Regions from separate parts of the Homo sapiens genome. Here region 2 is linked to region 1. A link is a loop called in an ENCODE intact Hi-C map of the cell type or tissue named here. Cell type or tissue: dorsolateral prefrontal cortex. All regions are shown on one strand. Each heading gives the region's core, and the rest is flanking DNA. Links, peaks and the distances in the headings are about the cores only.

Evidence for each region. A loop is a pair of places that touch in the nucleus more often than their neighbours do. Peaks named below come from ENCODE experiments on the same cell type or tissue, not always from the same donor. Only the 100,000 strongest peaks of a DNase experiment are listed, where the experiment ranks them.
Region 2: it touches region 1 in a loop (2.4-fold over the local background); 2 of 110 quality-filtered maps call a loop at or near these places.

The regions. Positions count from the first base shown.
Region 1 is chrX:103,060,300-103,065,682 of GRCh38, forward strand. BEX1 (brain expressed X-linked 1) reads right to left here and starts at 3,872. Exons shown (of 3, transcript NM_018476.4): 1 at 3,797-3,872; 2 at 3,343-3,432; 3 at 2,352-2,980. The coding sequence starts at 2,975. The coding sequence ends at 2,598. RefSeq lists an enhancer at 3,762-4,056. In dorsolateral prefrontal cortex, for the core only: a CTCF peak has its summit at 3,095; DNase peaks (open chromatin) are centred at 3,362 and 3,932; H3K4me3 peaks cover 2,267 bases; H3K27ac peaks cover 2,382 bases; H3K27me3 peaks cover 4,301 bases.
Region 2 is chrX:102,948,640-102,954,022 of GRCh38, forward strand. The region is part of intron 10 of LINC00630 (long intergenic non-protein coding RNA 630); the gene reads left to right. Among named protein-coding and RNA genes, the nearest start is that of RAB40AL, 14 kb to the left of the region's middle. In dorsolateral prefrontal cortex, for the core only: CTCF peaks have their summits at 2,485 (motif pointing right) and 3,159 (motif pointing left); DNase peaks (open chromatin) are centred at 2,462 and 3,142; H3K4me3 peaks cover 724 bases; H3K27me3 peaks cover 3,899 bases.

The sequences.
Region 1 (5,383 bases), core at 333-5,332:
TTAGAAGGCTGCAATCAAGATGTTAGCCTGGGCCACAGTTTTATCTGAAGACTAAGCTGGGCAAGAATCTGCTTCCAAACTCACCTTTGTTGTTTTGGCAGGATTCAATTCCTCGAGGGCTATTAGACTGAGGGCCTGAGTTCCTCACTGGCTGTTGGCTGGCGAACACTCTCAATTCCTTGCTATATGTGCCTCTCCAACATGGCAGCTTGTTTCATCAAAGCCAGCAAAAGTGGGAGGAAGGAGGAAGGAAGAGACAGAATGAATCTGCTAGCAAGATGACAATCACAATCTTCTGTAACATAATCACAGAAGTGACATCCCGTCACTTTTGCTGTATTCTATTGATTAAGACAGTTATTTTACCTGCACTCCATAGGAGGGATAATTACACCAAGGCATGAATACTCTATCCAAGGCTAACATGAAATTTACATATCTCAGTTCTGTCAATGGGAATTTTTATGTGTTTCAATTGCATTTGTAAGCTAACTGAATAGTTCTTTGGATCTGGATCTGTTGTTAGCTTGTATTTCTTCTTAACGTAATCCATGTTAAGAAAAATGCAGTTGAGTACAGAAGAAATCACCTAATATTCCACAAAAGATAATAAAATTCAAATTGTTATGTAATAAATCTAATGCTTTTTTCATGATCTCATCCTTTACATTTTAATGGTTCCCTGAACTGAATTCAGATATTCACCTTTATATTCTGCAAGTTATTATGGCTTTTAAGAACTGATATCAGCTGGGCACGGTGGCTCACGCCTGTAATCCCAGCACTTTGGGAGGCCGAGGTGGGCAGATCACAAGGTCAGGAGATCCAGACCATCCTGGCTAACACGGTGAAACACCATCTCTACTAAAAAATACAAAAAATTAGCCGGGCGTGGTGGCGGGTGCCTGTAGTCCCAGCTACTCAGGAGGCTGAGGCAGGAGAATGGCGTGAACCCGGAAGGCAGAGGTGCAACAGAGCGAGACTCCGTCTCAGAAAAAAAAAAAAAATTGACATCATAGTAAATATTTACATACCAGTAGCCATTTAGACATTAATGTGCATCAGAATCACCAGGAAAGCTTGCTAAAAACAAAAGTTCTGAAGCCCCATTCAGGGGATCTATGTTGGGACCCAAGAACTTTGTATGAATCCACATTTTCAAGAAATCCCCTGGTGATTCTCACACAGGTGGCAGATTAGCATAGTTTTAGAAACACTGTGACATTACTAAATGAACCCAGTGTTCCTTTAGGAATGGCAAGTAATCTAAGTTACACATCCAAAGTTATTTACTTGTTTAGAAACTGAACCGAGACAAAAACTCAGAGCTCCTGACTCAGTCATTATTAATTTTACTTCGGTTAAGTGCCTGCCTCGTCATGAAGAAACCACAGCATGACCAACAGACATTTTATTCCTGAGAATAGGAACTATGCTGGACTAGTGAGACCTACCTTTGAGCACTCTGCTAAACATCTGAAGGGAAAATCTGAGGATGAGAGTCTTGCATAATAGGTGTGGATGGGAGAAAAAACAGGTAAACACAGGTCTCACACAAATGACCTCATTCCAGTCATGTGAAGGAAATGCCACCCCCAACTTATACAAATTCCTGAGTTTATTTACCTGGCTAAGAGATCCAAATTTGATTAGCAAGTATTTTTTTTTTCTTTTTTTAAGAAAACTTTTAGGTTCCAGGGTACATGTGAAGGTTTGTTACATAGGTGAACTTGTGTCATGGGCTGGGGGCAGGTGGGGGGGTGGTTGTTGCACAGATTATTTCATTACCCAGGTATTAAGCCCAGCACCCAATAGTTATCTTTTAGGTTCCTCTTCCCCCTCCCACTCTCCACCCCTACAGATCCCAGTGTGTGTTGTTCCCTTTTTTGTGTTCATGAGTTTTCATTTAGCTCCCACTTATAAATGAGAATATGCAGTATTTGGTTTTCTGTTCCTGCATTAGTTTGCTAAGGATAATAGCCTCCAGCTCTATCCATATTCCCACAACAGACATGATTTCTTTATTTTTATGGCTGCATAATATTCCATGATGTATATGTATATTTACTTTATCCAGTCTCTCACTGATGGACATTTATGTTGATTCCATGTCTTTGCTTTTGTGAGTAGTGCTGATCAGCAAGTATTTATTAAGTGACTCTACTGCCTTCAAAGGTTATTTAAAAATGTTTCCAATTTTTCTTAAATTACAGAAAATATAAAAAATACATTAACCCATCTCATAGAATGAGTCCCTATATTAATCCTTTGGTATATTTAATTTCAGTACTTTTCTTTTCATGTATTAAGTACAATCAATATAAATTTTTAACAAAAAAAGAATATAGAGATTGCTTTTTAAAGGTGCTTTATTAACTTCACTATAATGAGCATCTTTCCATGCAATAGGTAAAATTCTTCTGCTAACAAAAATCTTACAGACTGGTTCAAAAACACAATATTCAATTAGAAGCTGGTAATAGGAGACCCACGTAAACAAGTGACAGGTAAAGGTTTACAACAAGGGCACATCATGAACATGTAAATTCGAAAGCAGGGGTCTGTTTCCGTAATAACTTTAGGGAAACCATCAGGATTCAGGGCATAAGGCAAAACTCATCATGATGGTCATGGTGAGGGGGGTCAGTGCTGACTGCCCGCAGACTATGACTCAACTGCTTTTCCCTCAGCTTTTCCATCAGCTGTCTCACCTCCTCCCCAATCCTTTCCATATTCTCTTCTCTCATCCTTGCCTGTGGTTCTCCAAGCCTATGCATCATATCCCATCTATACTGCAGGATGGGCTGCCTAACGCGGAACCGCCTACGATTTCCTCTAGGCACACAGTATTCACCAGCATCCAAAGGGAGGGCCAAGGGCTCCCCTTTATTAGCAACTTGCTCCTTTTCTTCATTTTCTTGGTTGGCATTTTCCATGCTGAGACTGTTTACTGCTCGTTTCTCTTTGGACTCCATTACTCCTAGGAGACAAAAGGAGAGAGAAGGGGCTGAACAGCTGGTGAACGCTTCAGTACCGAGGACAGAGGCACGGCTACTCATTTTTCAGGATTCCGCGTCATGGCTATCAACATGTTTTGTTTTGTTTAATTTCACGTTTCCCACCAGAGAGGTTTCGTGCGCCCACTAGGGGGCCCCCATTCGAGCCCGCCCCCCCCCCCACCTCTCGTGTCTTCCCCTACCTGCCCCCAAACCCACCATTTTCCCTACAGATCCATCCCTAGATCTCGGCAGGCACCAAAATGGAGGACGGGAGATGGGGGAGTTGGGAGGGGACCTCAGACTGGACTCTGCACCCGCCCCCACCACCGTCCCTCGCACTGACCTGGGCCTATCCTTGTAGTCTCCTCCTTCTCCCGATTCTCGCCACGAGGTGCGCCGCCGGGACACTTGGCCCCGCAGACCTGCAGAAGGGCTGGGGTGTGGGGAGGGGGGGCTGCTGCAGCGGAACGCTAGCTCCTTCTCCGCCTAGGGCCCTCCTCACTGCCAGCGCCCCGCGTCTCCCGCCCCCCGCTCCCACCCTCGGCCGCCTCGCCCCCCGTGGTGTTCACCGTTTTCCTGCAAGGACTCGGGAATGGTTTTCCATCGCTCTTGGTTGCTCTGCTGCCCCTGGAGCCCCAGCCGCCACTGCTTCCCCACCCCAGGGGACCACTATGTTCCCAAGAATGTTGGGGTGTGGAGAAAGCTGGCGGGGATCCCCTGCGCTGTTCTGCGCTCGTCGGGGGGGTCGGTGAGCCTCTGCTGGCCTAGCCAGGGCGCGCGGGCCCCGGGGCCCTTACCTGGTCCGCTTTCCCCCGGGCCGGATGCCAGCCCGCCGAGCGCAGGGCAGCGGGGAGCTGGTAGCGAGACACGAGTGACGACTGCACCGAAGGCTGCGTAGCTCTGCAGCTCCCGGTCACGTGAGGGCCGTGCGTCACCGCCAAGCTCACCCTCCTTCTCACCAACCCCCACGGGCCGGCGGCCAGTTAACTGGTACTCCCCCCTTTGGAACACACAGACACCCCCCTCCTCCCGTCTGTGCGCGGTGCCCCAGTGCGCACAGCCCCGTCACTCATCTCCGTCCTCTCCAATCTGAGGGCCCACAAGTGGCATCATCGCTTTGCGGTTGGAGTTTACCCATCTTCGGTTATTTGGGAGGGTCTGTACCCTTCCTTTCCCCCACCCCAAACCCCCTTCCTCTGGCCTTGGCCTTTTCTTCTTTCCTCTTCTCACTGGCTGTGTATATGCTTCCTAATAATTTCTCTTTATTTCCTTTTTAAAAATCAGCATCCCTCAAAAAATTGAAAATAATCAAATTTTATTTTTGAAAGAAACACTTCAACCTGGGAAAGTAATATATATATATAGTTTATGTTCATCTATAGCACACAGAAAACATTTTCTCTAGGCTCCACACCATCATTTTTAGAGCATTCTCACTTGTTTGAAAATTTTATGAAAAAAAGGAGAGAAAATTTTCCTGAACACAGTTGGTGTTTTCAAAATAATCTGTGAAGTAAATCTTCAGGAAACAGTTCTGTTGTCAGATCTTGGCCATTTTATGTAAATAATCTACGTTTTTATCCTTCTGGGACAAATTTCAAGTTTTATTAATAAACATTTCTATTTTATTCTATTATAATAAACATTCATTAAATATGAAAAAACATTTGCTGACAACTAATGCCACCTGCTAAAATTAGTGGCTATCACTGTTGATGGTTTGAAGACTTAAGCAAAAGGAAGAGCTGTGAGGCCAAGGCAGGTTGAGTGACGCAGAGATAGAGTATCCCTGCCCTGACAAGAGGTTGGGAAGGTGCTGGTCTTCCACTGTTATATTCGAGAGCTTCTTAATTCCTATGTTCAGACTCCTAATTCTGTTGCTTACTCCAAAAATATAGATGGACAGGTGACCAAGGTGGTGACCTTAATATATCACTTTGGCTCCTTCCTTCTATTTCTTCCCCAAATTCCCACCTAATGACTCACTTCTCAGCATAGTTGGGAGGTCTCTTCCCATTCTGGAAACCAGAATAGGGCTTTTCTACAGCTCTGTGGTGAGAGATTCCAAGAAAAGCCTAGAAGTAATTGAGGAGGTGGGAGGAGTGGGGAGCAGTTCTCAAACCTGCCTGCTCTCTTCTCTTTTTCACCCACCCCGGGGAAAAGTCTCTTTGGGACATTTTTGCTATCTCTCACCTGGCTTTTGTAGTGCAGCATACCGAGACCCTCACCCTGACTGTCTCACCTCCAGGTCACCCAGAAGAGCTTAGTCTTGCTGCAGGGTCACTATCTGCCAGTCCATACCCACTCTGATACCTCTTCATTTATGCTAGGGCCTGGGGAACACTCTCCACTGACCATTCTTACTACACTTGGCTTTCTCAACT
Region 2 (5,383 bases), core at 185-5,184, 110 kb before region 1:
CATGTGTTACTTGATGTTGTGGACAGAGGCCATAGTGCAGTGGGATAGTCAGTGGAAAGTGGAGAATATTAACAGGGAATGTAGAAAACTCTTTATGGAACTTTGAATGTAAAGAAAAAGAAACCAAGAAAGAGGAGGAGACAAAGAGAGAAAGAAAGAGAGCAATAAAGAGAGACAGAAGAGATATCTCCATCATGTGGCTGCAATGGATGCTGGTAAGTCCAACGAATGACATTTGAAAATCTTAAATTACTTGAAACTTGATCAAGTTTAAAATTATTGGGCAGTAGAAAAATTCAAAAGAAAAAATAATGGGAAGGAGCCATCTCATCTCAATTTAACATTTGAAGTTGCCCATATATTCATATCTTTTCTTACCCTCTCATTTCCACTTTAGAGCTAATGAGATGCCTCCACCGGGACAGCATGAAATCTGAGCTCAATAAACATTTAGTTATTACCTAACAAAAGAATAGACAATTATGTGTAAAAAATTCTGCTAACTATTGGATTTGTGCCTCTCCAGAAGGCAGCAGGTGGCTGAAATCCTGGTGTGATGTGGCTGGATAATACATGGCCTGAGGACTCCTGCATTGATGACTGCAGGATGGGTCCAGAATTTTCCTATACATAAATTAAAATACTAAGCAGTCCAGAAGGAGCCATTAGCAGACATCACACTTTGCTTACTTTGCTATCTATCACTGAGATCACCAGGTGAGTTCAAAGACATGCCTGTATTCCAGGCAAGGGAAACTGGATTTGGGTCAGCTCAGGGGAATGATGTTGAACAGCTCTTATAAGCTTCTGATAACACCCAAGAAGTAGAGAAACTACTGTCTACAAAACTTTGAACTCAAGGCATATCAAAGGAACATTTGCTTTCTTCAACTGTTTTCTTATAAAGGGAAATAATGAGAAATGATTTTTCACAATGCCTGCCTTAACCCTGAGGCCCAGCCAGTCCCTACTGCTGTGTCCCAACATTTAAAGATAATTGAAGTCCAACTCCATGCCGTATATTCTCAAGAGGTTTTCTCATTTACCCCCCAGGACAGCTCTGTAGAGATGGTATGGTCAATCCCATTTCACAGATGACCAAGCTCAGCCTCACAGAACCTAAGTCACCTCCCCAGGAAAGTGGCAGGATTGGAATGAGGTTCCATCCCTCACCCTCCCTAGATGGCTCTGGGCAGCCTCCCTTTTAGAAGATGGGCTTCCAGGCCTTGATAAATGGTCAGATTCCACTCCCTGGCTGTTGTTCCCCACAGGTCCCCACTCCACAACCCCTCTGGGTAATGATGAAGGCAGAGGAGGTGAAATCTCATGCTTTGTACCAAGAGACATGGGTGTAGGGCCACACGAGTTGGCTGATCCTTGAAGTGGTGAATGGGCTCAGGCAGAAGCTCAGGTGTTGGCCTTGAGACAAGTGAGCTGGAGAGAGGGAAAGTAACATGCACTGAACTACTGTAAGCAAATGCCCTTTACATCTCATCTCCTTTAATCTTAACTGCCGTCCAAGGTACCCATGACTATGACCATTATTCACATCAGGGTGCTGCCTTTAGGAAATTTTATGCAAATAAGAGAGACAACTTGTTCTTTCCAGATCAGCAGCTAACTTTGGAATACTTAAGGTATTTTTCTATTTTGACTTGATGGCTCCAGGCCTGTTAATGCTTTAATCTTCCTCAAGGGATAGTACACACGCCTCAAGACGTTTTTAAATATATTTAATCTTCTATAATCCTAAGTATCAGTCAAATTACCCAATATCACCACCATTATTCATATAAGGTTACTGATTTTAGGTGTGACTAAGTAAACCAGTAAAATACCCTTGTTATCTCCCTATCAACAGTTAATTTTGATTATTTTAAAGTTTTTCTCATTTTGTCTTCATGCTTTTGGGGCTGTGAATGATCTCATCTCCTTGGGGTCTGCCATTACATGATCCCAGAGTATTAAACTTTTTTTTTTTGAGATAGAGTTTCACTCTTGTTGCCCAGGCTGGAGTACAGTGGTGCAATCTTGGCTCACTGCAACCTCTGTCTTCTGGTTTCAAGCGATTCTCCTGCCTCAGCCTCCCAACTAGCTTGGATTACGGGCGCCCTCCACCACGCCTGGCTAATTTTTGTATTTTTTAGTAAAGATGGGGTTTCACCATGTTGGCCAGGTTGGTCTTGAACTCCTGACCTCGTGATCCGCTAAACTTTTTTTTTAAATTATGACCCATATAGTTTTTAAGTAACAATATTACTGATGTTGAAAAATTCTAAATGAAAGAAAAAGGTTTATATATCCCAGAAAATATACTTTTAAAAAATAACCTAGATAAATGGATGCACACAAATTGTGACAAGTATGTGAAAAATTCCAGAATACTGTGCCCGATGCCATTAATTAGATCCCACCCTCCCTTCCTCCCTCCCCTCTCCTGCCCCAACTCTACTCCCAGATGTGCAATAATTTCTCTGGCCACCAGGAGGCATCACAGCTATCTTCATCTTTGTCGTTCTTTTTTAATGAACAGAAGTGTATTCTACAGAGTAATGAATGTTATGAAAATATTTATTATAATAACAATTCTGTTTGGAAAATTCACATGCATATTAAAAACAGTCCTATTTGCTGTTCACCCCAAATCTACATCGAATTCATTGATTTATCTCTTCCCTCCTCGGTGTAGATTGAGGTGTCCACACTGTAGAGGGGTGCCTTCCAGAGAGCTGGGTGTTCACCCTCCGTTACCCTACCGTTGTACAGGCTTCTCAAACCTCTCACTCCCTCTCACTCATCCCCTCTCCAGGACATTATGGACGCAGCTGCCCAGGACCCACTTAGGCACGCCCATACTCTCTCAGTCACCTTCTGCCTGCCTTGCACTATTAATGCTAATGATTGCCAACGTGTGCTAGAGCTGTCTGGTGTTTCATTGTTGATGCCATACATATATACAGACTTATTTTACACCTATCATCAGGTTTTTTTCTGACAGAATTAGAATTACTCTGTAATCTAGATTCATAAGCTAAGTTTTAAGGGAGGTATTTTATTTTTTGCTCCTTGCAGACCCTTCTTGATAGAGTTCGATAATGGTGGTACCGTGGTGCCCTCTCGTGACAGAAGGCTGAACTACAGCTAGAACATCGCGAGCAGGAAGGTGGGAGGGAGAGGCTGTGGCCCAAGCCCACCTTACAGAGCTTTCTGGAACTCTGGGTGGCAAAGCGGACATTCTCAGTATTCCCAGGGACATTGATGGGCTCAAGACAGAAATCGTTATCTCTTACTGTGCTGAAAAGAGAGTTCTATATCAGAAGAAAAAGGTCATTTTAATTTTTATTCTTTGACCACTGGAAAATCAGAGACCTAAATGAGGGAAAAATGGATCCAGACTACTTGTTCAAGTCTTTGTACCCCTCTTTAAATCTTTATTAGCATTTTTTCATGGAAATAAATTTCTATAACATTCGAAATTACGTTACAATATACGTTCAATATTTTTATATTAACTGGTGTTTCATCGTAGGATGCTGTAAACTTTATTTCCCCAGTATCCTAGTGGTAAAAAGTAAGCTCCCTTACCATAGTTTCTATAACAGATGATATTTGTAACACTTGCTCATATACACAAATGTCTTGGCAAGAATTTCTTAATAAGATTTTGAAAGCATCCTTTTAAAATCTCAGATACTCTAAAATTTTATATTAATATAATGAAATCAGAATAATATTTATCAGATATACTCCTAATATCCCAGTATGAGAGTTGCTATTTCTTTTATTTTTATATTCAAGTATAATTCATTTCTTTATTCACTTAATACTTTTTAAACTTTTACTTTAGGCTAGGGGCTCAGGGGTATATTTGCTGGTTTGTTATATAGGTAAATTGCTTGTCACAGGGGTTGGGTGTACAGATTATCTCATCATCCAGGTAACAAGCATAGTACATGATAGGTAGTTTTTCAGTCCTCTCCCACCCTCTATTCTCAAGTACACGTGTCCACGTGTACTCATGTTTATCTCCCACTTACAGGTGAGAACATGTTGTATTTGGTTTTCTGTTCCTGTATTAGTTCACTTAAGATAGTGGCCTCCAGCTCCATCTATGCTGCTGCAAAGAACATGCTCTCATTCTTTTTATGGTTGTGTAGTATTCCGTGGTGTGTATGTACTACGTTTTGTTTATCCAGTCTACCATTGATGAGCATTTAGGATGATTCCATGCGTTTGCTATTGTGAATAGTGCTGTGGAATGTGTGCATGTCACTTTATAGTAGAATAATTTATATTCCTTTGAGTATATACCCAATAATGGGATGGCTGGGTTGAATGGAAATTCCATTTTAAGTCCTTTGAGAAATCACCACACTGCTTTCCACGATGTCTGAAGTAATTTACATTCCCACCAGAAGTGTATAAGCATTTCCTTTCCTCCACAACCTCGCTAGCATCTGTAATTTTTGACTTTTTAATATTAGCCCTTCTGACTGGTGTGACATGGTATCTCATTGTAGTTTTGCATTTATCTAATGATTAGTGATGTTGAGCACTTTTTCATATGCTTGTTGGCCACGCATATGTTTTCTTTTGAAAAGTATCTGTTCATGTTCTTTGCCCACTTTTTAATAGGGCTGTTTTTTGCTTATACGTTTGTTGAAGTTCCTTATAGATTCTGGATATTAGATCATTGTTGGATGCATAGTTTGCAAGTATTTTCTCCCATTCTGTAGGCTGTATGTTTACTCTGTTGATAGTTTCTTTTGCTGTGCAGAAGCTATTAATTTAGTTAGGTTCCATTAGTTAATTTTTGGTATTGTTGCAATTGCTTTTGGTTTCTTCATCATAAAATATTTGCCAGGGCCAATGTCTAGCATACTATTTCCCAGGCTTTTTTCAAGACTTTTTTTTTCCTTTTTTTTTTTTTTTTTTTTTTTGAGACGGAGTCACGCTCTGTCGCCCAGGCTGGAGTACAGTGGCATGATCTCGGCTCATTGCAACCTCCGCCTCCCGGGTTCACGCCATTCTCCTGCCTCAGCCTCCTGAGTAGCTAGGACTACAGGCGCCCGCCACCACAGCCGGCTAATTTTTTATATTTTTAGTAGAGATGGGGTTTCACCATGTTAGCCAAGATGGTCTCGATCTCCTGACCTCTTGATCCGCCCGCCTCGGCCTCCCAAAGTGTTGGGATTACAAGCGTGAGCCACCGCACCTGGCTTTCAAGACTTTTTATAGTTTTAGGTTTTACATTTAAGTCTTTAATCCATCTTGAGCTTAGTATATGATGTAAGGAAGGGGTCTAGTTTCAATCTTCTGCATATGGCTAGCCAGTTATACCAGCACCATTTATTGAATAGGGGGTTATTTTCCCATTGCTTAT